2 separate regions of the Homo sapiens genome follow, and region 1 is linked to region 2. A link is a contact called in ENCODE Hi-C or POLR2A ChIA-PET data. All regions are on one chromosome and are shown on one strand. Each heading gives the region's core, a stretch centred on a gene start or an enhancer-like site at or near the end of the contact. The rest is flanking DNA. Distances are from core to core; before and after follow the strand shown.

Region 1 (5,687 bases), core at 2,505-5,004, 430 kb before region 2:
CTAAAAGATATTTTTATCATTCCTTTTCATCTTATATTTCTCAATTTTCATTTTACTATCCCTGTCTATAAAAGACCCTATGGCTAAAAGTTTTGGAAAAGAATCAAAGCCCATTTTCTATGTGTTGCTAAATGCCTCAAGGAAATTTTTCCAATGCATCAAACTTTTAGAATCCTTTTTATTTTCCTTCTCTGAAAAGAGAATAAAATATGTTCAGCAAGAAGGAAGTTATGAGGACTGAGGGAAACCAAAATACAATGTCTGAGAGTTGACCTTCCAAGGAAAAATGTTTTCTGTCAAGATTTGACTTTCCTTAGATAAACCACAAAGGATACAATTTTAACTCACAGCTCCTAAACAAGGAAAATATCACCCATAGTAGCTCTCCCTGCATCCTAACCACTTGCTCATCAAATCTCCATTCAAAGAAAAGAGCACCTGCAAAAACAGAGTATAAAAATCAGAGTATGCCTCTTTGTTTTCTACCAAAAAAAAAAAAAAAAGATTTATTTCTGCAATTAACACTTGACATAAAACATTTGTCATTTCCATTTGGTTGGTATGATATCATGACCTCTCTCTAGAGCAGTGGTCCCCAACATTTTTGGCACCAGGGACCAGTTTTGTGGAAGACAATTTTTCCACAGACTGCAGGGTGAAGGGTGGTTTCAGGATGAAACTGTTACACCTCAGGTCATCAAGCATTAGATTCTCATAAGGAGCGCATAGCCTAGATCCCTTGCATGCAGAGTTCACAATAGGATTTGTGCTCCTATGAGAATCTAATGCTGCCACTGAGCTGACAAGAGGTGGAGTTCAGGTGGTAATTCGAGTGATGGGAAGTAGCCATAAATACAGATGAAGCTCCTCAATGGCCCACCACTCACCTCTTCCTGCTGTGTGGCCCATGGCCTGGGGGTTGGGGTCCCCTGCTCTAGGGATATATCTTCAATTCCAAGATAATTCTAATACAATCAATATGAAGTGATTTCCTAAACTAACTATGCTTCAGAGTATCTCTAATGACTTAGTAGCTCATGGAAAATAAAGACAATATAAGGTAAATCTATACACTGTCAGAATCAATCACAAATTCTAATAAAGAGGTTTCATAATATAGAAACAAAGAAGGTACACTTCTATAGAAGCAAAATGTTCACTGATTCATTATAAAACCATTTACTGAGTACCTACTATATGTCAGCCATGGGGGATACAAAGATCTATAAGGCACAAGACCCTCAGTCTTGTAGTCGCCTGACAGCCAGCCAGCTACAACATAATGTGGAAAGGACAATGGTGGGAAATGCACTCAGGTCTTCCTAATGCACAGAGTATGCTCAGGCTGTGACATCAGGAAGAAAACAGATATTTACCTTAACACGGACTTGGAGGACCTTCAAAAAACAGTGATGGGAGGAAATCCAGTTTTAAAAGTCTTGATTTAAAAAAAAGAAAACACTTTCTGTGGATAAAGATAGGCTGCAGGAAATGTAACCTATGAAATTTTCTCAAATTAGCTTTCAAACACACACAAAAAATTGCATTTGTTTGAGGAGCAGAATGTAACTTATATTAAAGAATAAACTACTATTTAGTATCTGAGTGAAGTACAAAAGGAGGCACTAAAATCATTGAGGAAAATCCCATGTTATATGGCTTACATTAATGTTTTTCTAGGTAAGGTAAGGTAAGTTACTACTACCAAGTTATGAAACACCATTTGATGATTGCAATTCATTTTCTCTGGCATGAAGAAACAATCACTCTTGTAACACATTGATACTACAAACTACATTATGCACAGGTAGCCAAAGAAATCTATCACAATTCAAATGCAACAGTCTGTCCCAGTAGCATACAGTTGGTATCCTCTATTTTCCATTGTATCCTCTATTTTCCATTCAGGATAGCACAATTGTCCAGTCGCTCTCTTCTCTTCCATACTGCAACAAAAGCAAGAAAACGTGTTTCAGTACAGAAGCTAACAGGGCAGAAATAGCTTACAAACAAACTTAATACCGCCAAGGTTACACAAAAGGTTCGCTTCTGCTTTGAACAACATTTTCACATTAAACATGTTCACATTAAAAACTGGATTAGAGAGAAAGAGAGGAAAAGAGGGACACCATATAAAACATAAGATAAAAGCATACATAGGGAGTTTTTTAAAAACCAAATACCTGAAAAGAATTACAAATTTTACAATTATTGCTGAACTCAAATTCATAGCTGGTATAGGTCCTTTATCTATTTAGGTACATGCCTTTTCATTATCATTTCTCATTGAGTTAACTTGCTTAATGACTGTGACTTTTACTGTGAAAAAGTGATCCTCAAAGTGTATTCTCAGACCACTAGCATCAGCATCACCAGACAACAAGTTAAAAATGCAAATTCCCAGACCTCATCTCAGACTGAATCAGAATCTGGGGATGGGTTCCAGCAACCTGTGATTCAGCAAGCATCAAATGATTCCGACATGCACTAAAGAGTGTTTTATGCTCATAAACAAAAATATGAAGTTGACAAGTCCCATGGATTTTAACAGAGACTCTGTTCTCTAAATCAAAGTTGTTCATGCTGTGTTAGCATTTTTCTTATTTCTTCAAAAGTTATGTAACTGTATCATAGTCAGAATTTCATTCTTTGCATCAGCAAATACTTTGGTTTAAAAGCAAGCCTGAATTTTAATATTCAAAATGAAATTAAATGAAATAGAGATATTCCATACATCACAAATAGAAAGCTAGTTCTATATTCATTCATTCAATCAGTCAGTCATTCAACAAAAATGCCTGTGTTTATAATAAGTTCTCACTCTGTGAGCAATTAATGTAGGCCAATGTCATCATGCCAGGAGTTTTACAGGCTTATTACCTCATTTAATACCCACAGTAACTGTACATAGAAGGTACCATTATCAATCCATTTTATGAATGAGAAAACTGAATATTAGGGAGATTGAATAACTTGCTCAAGTTTGCAGTTAACAGATGGAAGAGCCCAGACCCTAACCAAGCTCTCTCTCACAGCAAATTCCATGTTCTTGACCACCACCAAGACTGCTCGCCATGTGTTCACCGAGCCTTGTGTATTGAGACTGACTTGGAACAGATCTTTCCAAGCCAGTGTATCAGGCCACTAAATCTGTCACTATGGGTTTGCCTAAATCACTCAGACTATGTCTATTTTCACACGAAATGGCTCTTCTAGTCCTAATTTAACTTTAGTTTAAATTAATATAAAACATCAGAATTTCTGAACTAGAAACAATGTTAATAACCATCTAAAAGGTAGGAGATGACTCAAATAAGTGGGGCTCTGGATTTTACTTCTTTACTTCAGAACAATCCTACTTTTATCCATTTTGTATATTGGGATTCCAGGAGTGATCTCTTTTGAAGAAAGTTCTGCTGCATAAAAATCAAGTGTAAGGAGCAATGAATTTTAATCCAAGCTTCTCATCTTACATATAAGGACACTAAGGCTCTAGGTCACCCTTAATTTTGACAAGCCCAGTTCTCTGCCTCTGTCTGATGTTCTTTCTCCTATATCACAATGTACATGTGCTGTGTTTGTCTTAAAGACCTCAGAGAGCAGAATCTATCCAAGTGGTAAAAATACTGGCAGCCAAGAATGGGTCTACCTACCACCTGGTAGTTTACATGCAAAGGGGAATAAAGGAAGCCAAATGACTGTAAGTTTCTTGCATAATCCACACCAGAAAGCATTGCCTACAGACTGTAACTGCCCGCTATTGACTCTGTTGCTTCATGATGAATGCTGGATGAAACATCTTCAAATTCTACCTGATTTATGTATGATGTCAACATGACTTAAGGTAAGGGCAAAATATGTGTTTTATTTTCCTTACTTGGATTCCCATTAATATATTAAACACTTTCACCATTAATAACAGTTCATTGGCATTTTAGCAGATCTACAGAACTGTGATTCATGACTACTGTCACTTCATCTTGAATTTCATCAGTTAAAGTAAATTTGCTTTCAATTAGTTGTTTTAGTTTTATAAATGATCAAAAATCAATTTTGATTACAATGACAGTCGTAGGCCACATATCACTCTGCGAACCTGCATAATATGCACTAAGCTTTACTCTTCTCATTCTGTAATTTATGCTTTTATGTAAAATCATAGCATTCTGAGAAGTGCCCAAGAAATGTGATATTACAGGTAATTCATAATGTCTAGAAGTAGGCATTTAGTAATCAGATTTTCCATTTGGCTGATGGATAATGCAATTTAATTTTTCAAGGGAAAATAATTCTAAGTAGAGATGGCAGATTTAAGCAGAAATAGAAATTATATTATTTCCTTAAGAGTAAGTAAGTATACATAGAGGGAGGGAAAAGAGAAAACATGTCTTCATGGACTAGGATGTCATTATACTCTTGTCATTATACTCTTGTCATTGTCATTACAAAACAACAGTGCAGGCTCACACCTTCAATGTTTGGTAGGGCGGCTGTAAGTCACACTTACTTAGTTTTGTTCACTGGAATCAGAGATGGTGTCAAAGCAACGTGGCAAGTCAGGTCGAGCCTGCGGGATGGTATTTTGAGCCCATGTGGAAGACTTAATGAAATGTGCAGAATTTTAATCTTTTGCAAATTCCAGCGAGAACACTAAACTAAAACACGACTAATGACAAGTTCATTACCTCACATTCGAGGTACATAAGGCAGATAATTTCATACGGCTTTGCTAAATGCCTTTAAATTCCTGGCAAAACAAAAGCACAACCTGCATGTCATGCAGTCACTCTACGCAACGCCAATAAAACTATAGTCAGTGCTGCCTACCAGGTAGCAATCTGTCATTCTTGCTCTAAACCCTATTGAAAGGCTGTGCAAAGCTTTGTAATCCTGTAACACGTGGAGGAGGATGTGCTGGAAACAGAAGGGGCTGGGAAGCTGGTCCAGGGACTGAGTCACACGAGGGCAGTCTGGAAACAAAGTTTGTATGCACACGGAGGACAGCTTAAGACATTGGTAGGGAAGGGGGTGGAGCCTTTAACTTCTTATGTAACTAAGTCATGGAGCTGCTCCATTGAAAACAAGAAAAATACAATAACCACTAATAGTCATTTGTCCTTGAAAACTGTAGCCACTAGTGAGAACATAGATTTTTTTAATTCTATCTGGTGACCTGCAATCAATACAGATCCTGCTCCTATCTCATTCAAGCTGCCCCTTTCCTATGCTTCAGATGTCCATCTCTGGATCTTTGCAGTCGCTGCTTCCCACTTTATGGAGCTTCAACAGCAGCAATGCTGATTATTCACACATGCTCCCCCTGATACTTAAAAGCCAGGCTCTAGCTTTTATGTGATTATTTGTTGACAGCAGTGTCAACATGTATCTCATTTTGAAAAAAATCTAAATCAAGATCTCTTAAGAAATAATTTGATATTATTCAAGACCTTCCTCCCATCTCTTCTCGGAATGTGTTAATATACAAGAGCAATACATGTTTTGCTCTTTAGTATTTGTTTGGTGTTTCACTTGCCCATTCACTCCTTCAAGAAACATTACTGCATACGCATTATACCCTAGGCTCTGTGCTGAACACTGGAGGTATAAAGAGAGTGAACGATTCAAACAGCCCCAGAGCAGAGAGAAGTGCATGACTAATTATAATGTAATTTAAAGGCCTTACGGGA
Region 2 (5,516 bases), core at 2,175-4,674:
ATGTAGGCCAAAGCAATTAGGAATAGATGAGGAGAATTACACTAAAATGTATCTTCTAGCTCTCTGCCTACCCCAACCTCCCCCCAACCAGTTTGCATAGCCTAAAACAGTTCTCAAAATGTGGTCTAGGAACCCCTCAGGTTACTAAGACTTTTCTGGTGTGCAAGAGGTCAAAACTGTTTTCATAATAACATTAAGATGTCCTTTACCCTTTTAACTCCCATTCTTTCACAAGTTTTCCAGATGTGTGATCATAATAGATTGAATGCAGATGCAGATATAAGAATCCATATCTTCTATTAAGCCACATCATTAAAGAGATTTACTGAAGTGTGAAACAATACCACTTTTCTAAGTTTTGGTTTTGTTTTGGAAAATAGTTATTTTTCATAAAATATTTTATTCATGTTACCAAGTAATGGGCTTATTATTTTTAAATGAATACATTTTAAAAAATTGTTTTAATTTCCAATACGGTAAATATTAATAAATCCCAAACAAATCAAAGATTTTTTTTAATCCTGGATTTTTTTTTTCTTTATAACAAGGTCTCACTATGTTGAGTACGCTGGTCTCCAACTCCTGGCCTCAAGCGATCCTCCCGCCTCAGTCTCCCAAAGTGCTGGGATTACAGATAAGAGCCAATGTGCCCGGCCCCTTCGATAATTTTTAAGAGTGTAGGCCGGGTGTGGTGGCCTGTAATCCCAGCACTTTGGGAGGCTTAGGCGGGCGGATCACCTGAGGTCAGGAGGTCGAGACCAGCCTGGCCAACATGGTGAAATCCCGTATCTAAAAATACAATTAGCCCGGTGGCGGGAGCCTGTAATCCCGGCTACTCGGGAAGCTGAGGCGGGAGAATCGCTTGAGCCTGAGAGTCGGAGGTAGTAGCGGGCCGAGATCGCGCCACTGCATTCCGGCCTGGGTGACAGAGTGAGACTCTCTCTCTCAAAAAAACAAAGAGGGTAGAGGGGTCGTTAAGGCCAAAAAGTTTACTAGCCTAGGAAATACTGTGGACAGACATTGGATTAGAGTTTGTGTATATATATGAATTCAGAGCCACATGTATCTTCCGGTTTACTTGTTTATGCGGTGGTTGTTTCCAGAAAAAAAAAAAATTCCTTGAATGAGATTTTTAAAACCAAATCACATTTAAATCCACTAGAGAGAACTGGGTTCCAAAGGAGTCTTACCAAATGAAGATCATGGGCTGGGAGGGGATCCCTCACCGAGAGTTAGAAAAGCTAGTAAGGAGTGGACTGGACTCGAATCCAACAATTTTGTAATGGAAGAAAATTCATTTTTATTTTTCATAAAACTGAATTACCATCTACCATCTCTTAAAAGCAAATATACTGTGGATGGCTACAGTCTCAAAGTAAACTATTGTTAGCAACCATATTTGATATCTGTAGTCTATAACATGCAGAGTCAGCATTTTGGACCTCAGTCACTTCAGTGACACCAGTTTTATGGTTAATTCTGAGCTGATAATTACAAATAGACCTTTCCCATTTATAACTTATTTGTAAAATGATTTCTATTATAAACATAACATATACATTGTATAACAATTAGAAAACCTGTCTGTTTTGATGGATCTCAAGATTTAAGAAGGCTTAGACTTCAGCTATAAGATGCACATGCCACTGTGGGAGGCCGAGGCGGGCAGATCACGAGGTCAGGAGTTCTAGACCAGCCTGACCAACATGGTGAAACCCCCGTCTCTACTAAAAATACAAAAAATTAGCCGGGCATGGCAGCAGACACCTGTAATCCCAGTTATTCGGGAGGCTGAGGCAGGAGAATTGCTTGAATGCAGGAGGCAGAGGTTGCAGTGAGCCGAGACGGCGCCACTGCACTCCAGCCTGGGCAACAGAGCAGATGGAGACCATCCTGACCAACATGATGAAACTCTGTCTCTACTAAAAATACAAAAATTAGCTGGGCATGGTGGCGTGCACCTACTAGTCCCAGCTACTCGGGAGGCTGAGGCAGGAGAATTGCTTGAACCCAGGAGGCGGAGGTTTCAGTGAGCCGATACCGCGCCATTGCACTCCAGCCTGGGCAACAGAGCGAGACTGTGTCTCAAAAAAAAAAAAAAAAAGGAGATGCACATGTTTAAGTCTATTTCAGGCGGTTAGCTGGTGGATTGCTACAATTCCTCTGTAAGTTTAAAAAATCATGTAAGTGCTGTTTTGGAGTACTGTAATAACTCTTGAGATGTAGAACACATCTGCAAAATGAGGGTAGTATAAAAGAGACGAGGGGATGAGGGTAATACATAAGAAATAGGGGAAAGGACAAGAACAGGTAAATTAAACTTCAAGTACTATTTTTGCTATTGCTGTCTACACTCAACTAGCAAGGAAAAAGCCTTGCTTCTGCTCTGCGGGTTTTCTTCGGGTTTAACTTGACCAAGCAAAACAGACCATCTGGGATTAACTTTTTCCTTTTCACTGTAGGTCACAGGCTCTACGTGTAGGGTGTTGGCCACCTGTTCTTCCACCATCTCTACCTCCACCTCCTCCTTTGTGGCCACAGCAATGTCACAGCCCATACATGGGGGAGGGGAGCATTCAGGAACTCGGAGGCAGATGCATTTTTTTCCAAACACAATAACCTCAAACAGTGGTCTCTAAGCACTTTCCTATGCTCTTCCAAAACGTGACCTCCCCTCTTACTCACACATCCCCTACACACGGAAAAGGACCACTATCCGTCCAGCCTGCGCTCGAGGGAGAAGTTTATACCTTCGTCCTAGAGATGCCAAATGCAGCAGGGAAGGCTGGACCGAGGCAGCCGAGTGCTGGAAAGGGAGGCAAGAGGTGCGGGAGCGGGGAGAGGGGGAGGGGAGGCCGGGGCGCCGCGGGAGTAACCTCCACCGCACCCCACCGCTCCGAGGGGCAGCCGGCCCGGCCCGAGTTTCTCCCCAGAAGCCTCCAGCCGCGGCTCTCGGGGAGGAGGAAGGAAGGGGTTCCCCGTCCAGGAAGCAGCACCAGCGGCGACCGCCTCCAGCCTCACCCTCCTCAGCCCCGCACCGCCCATTCCTCACTCCCCGCGCCGCCGCGTCCGCGCGCCTCCCCCCTGCAGACCCCTCTCACCCAGCCCGCCCCGACCCCGCGCCCGCGCCCCCCACCCGCCCCTCCGGGGACCCCTAATTCATTCACTCGCCGCCGGCCCCGCCCGGCGCCGGCAAAGAGGGTCGGGACCCGGGCAGGGGCCCAGGAGGGGTGGTCCGCTCCGTACCTCTCTCCCGCACCTGGGAGCCGCTGAGCCTCTGGCCCCGCCGCCGCCTTCAGTGCCTGCGCCGCGCTCGCTCCCAGTCCGAAATGGCGGGGGCCGGGAGTACTGGCCGAGCCGCCGCCACCTTCGCCGCCGCCACTGCCGCCGCCGCTGCTGCCTCCGCCGCCGCGGCCGCCGCCTAGGAAAATCGAGCTCCGAGCACACCGATGAGTTCGGGGCCGGGCGGCCGCAGAGGGCAGAGCTATCGATGCGTTCCGCGCTCGATTCTTCTTCAGACGGGCGTACGAGAGGGAGCGGCTGAGGGCGGTGTGGGAAGAGGGAAGAGGGGGAGGCAGCGAGCGCCGGCGGGGAGAAGGAGGGGGCCGGGCCGGGCCGGCGGGGGAGGAGCGGGGGCCGGGCCGGCGGAGGAAGGGGTGGCTGGGGCGGTCTAGGGTGGCGAGCCGGGCCGGCTGGAGAGCGGGTCTGGGCGGCGCCTTGGCGGGAGGAGGGACTGCCGGACCCACGCGGCGGCCCGCCCCCTGCCTAGCCGCAAGGCTGTCCCCGCAGCCGCCAATTCTGACCCGGAGCGGGACCGGACCGCGGCGGGCTGTGCGGATGCCACCAGGGAGACGCCGCGAGCGGCCACGCCGCCCCGCTGACCGGTCTCCACAGAGAAGCTGCGAAGAGCACCCCGCCACCCTCAGGGTCGGCCTATACTGGCGCGCATCCATTTACTATCATTGACTGCATGTAAATAAACAAGCAGTCACCAAAAGTGGGAGGCGACTTCGGGGACTTAGGGAGACCGGGCGGACGATTTCCCACACCGGGGCTGTCTGATCGCCGCCCCGATTATTATCAGCCTCAGCACTTGGGCTGGGAATTTAGCCCCAGGCCCAAACAAACACGACAGACCCTTTCAACGCTAATCTTCTCGGGTCAGGAGGCTTGTGATATTTTGCTATCTTTCTTGATATTTTGAACCCATCACAAGGTCTCTAAACAGGGACTTCGCTTATACCCAGGGCCCCTGAAATCACAAACAAAAGACAACTGTTTTTAAGTAGAGATGGCCTTGGTAGTTTAGACCTGAGGAGAGTCATTCAAACATTAATTAGAAGACAGATTAATCAGTTAAAGTTCGTGGAGTTAAGACATTAAACAATGGGGCAATTAAACATGCTAGCATACCCGGAGTCTGTGTTGATAAACTACCTAGAAATGTATCTTGGGAGAGTCTTGAGGATTGAGGGCTGGAAAAGCAGCGCCTGTACCTGATAGGATCGCCCCTCCTCCGAGACTTTCAGTTCCATTCCTCTAGTCCACATCATAAACCACCAATAAAGCTGAATTTAAATCCCAGCTATTATGTCTGTTAACCAAGGCTTTACATCAACTGTCATCCTTTCCTTTCTACTCTTACACGGGCTGTAATCTGCAAGGTTTATTCCAGTCTCCCCCTCCTAGCGCCAGGTGGAAGGGGCAGAAGAGAAAAGTGAAAGACAGGGAAGGGGAGAAAATGTGCCTACTCTATGTTAAGTACAAGCTAAATCTTTTGCACTTATCGTATCATCTTATTTAATCATCACGACAACCTTATGAGGTAAAATACTTTTTACCGTTTTACAAATGACGAAACAGATTTAGAGGTTAAAACGTTGGCACAAGTTCACATAGTTAAAAAATGGAGTATACTTCATGTCGGATCATAGTCACTCTACTCCCAGATCATCAGTGGCCCTCATTCCACTTGACATAAAAGCAAAATTCTTCTCAAAAATCCTACATGGCCTTAAATTATTTGATATCCCCTACCCTCTTCTCTGAACTCTCATCCTACTGTTCTCCCTTCCTTACTTACGTAGATAAACATTGGTTACTGGCTGTTCCTTGAAAATGCCAGGCAGGCGTCTTCCTCAGGGAATATGCACTTGCTACCCCTCTGGCACCTCATTTAAATCTTTGTTCCAAAGTGTTTTTAAAAGGAGATCTTCCCTAAAAAGATCATCTTTGATACTGTAATTTCGCCCTTGTCCCAGATCTGTCTCTTTTCCTACTTTTTCTCCAGAGCTCTCATCACCTTCAATAATACACTATCTATTTTGTTTTCTTGTCTCTCTACCATCAGAATGTAAGCTCCATGAGGGCATGGGTTTTGGTCTGTTTCATTTACTGCTAAATTTCCAGCACCTAAGACAGTCTCTGACACAAAAAGGCATTCAATAAATATTTATGGAATGTTGAATGAGTGAATCTGTGGACCCTCTGTGGATTCTAAATCCTAATCCATGAAC

What was found. Hi-C counts contacts between places; a loop is a spot of excess contacts on that map. ChIA-PET counts read pairs that join two places held with the same protein, here RNA polymerase II (POLR2A). Pooled maps may share reads with other maps.
Region 1: a map with no recorded cell type shows a loop between it and region 2 (2.1-fold over the local background). The contact joins the promoter of BCAT1-AS1 here to the promoter of KRAS in region 2. A Hi-C loop is called at or near these places in 2 of 37 single-sample maps with no recorded cell type and 2 of 50 pooled maps. POLR2A ChIA-PET finds 5 or more read pairs at or near these places in 2 of 52 experiments (A673 and activated naive CD8-positive, alpha-beta T cell).

What each region holds. Positions count from the first base shown.
Region 1 is chr12:24,816,104-24,821,790 of GRCh38, forward strand. BCAT1-AS1 (BCAT1 antisense RNA 1) reads left to right here and starts at 3,755. Exons shown (of 4, transcript XR_007063245.1): 1 at 3,755-3,844; 2 at 5,677-5,687. It overlaps BCAT1 (branched chain amino acid transaminase 1), which reads right to left. Exons shown (of 11, transcript NM_005504.7): 11 at 1-1,946. The coding sequence ends at 1,905.
Region 2 is chr12:25,247,505-25,253,020 of GRCh38, forward strand. It overlaps KRAS (KRAS proto-oncogene, GTPase), which reads right to left and starts at 3,425. Exons shown (of 5, transcript NM_004985.5): 1 at 3,247-3,425. RefSeq lists silencers at 3,026-3,075, 3,136-3,985.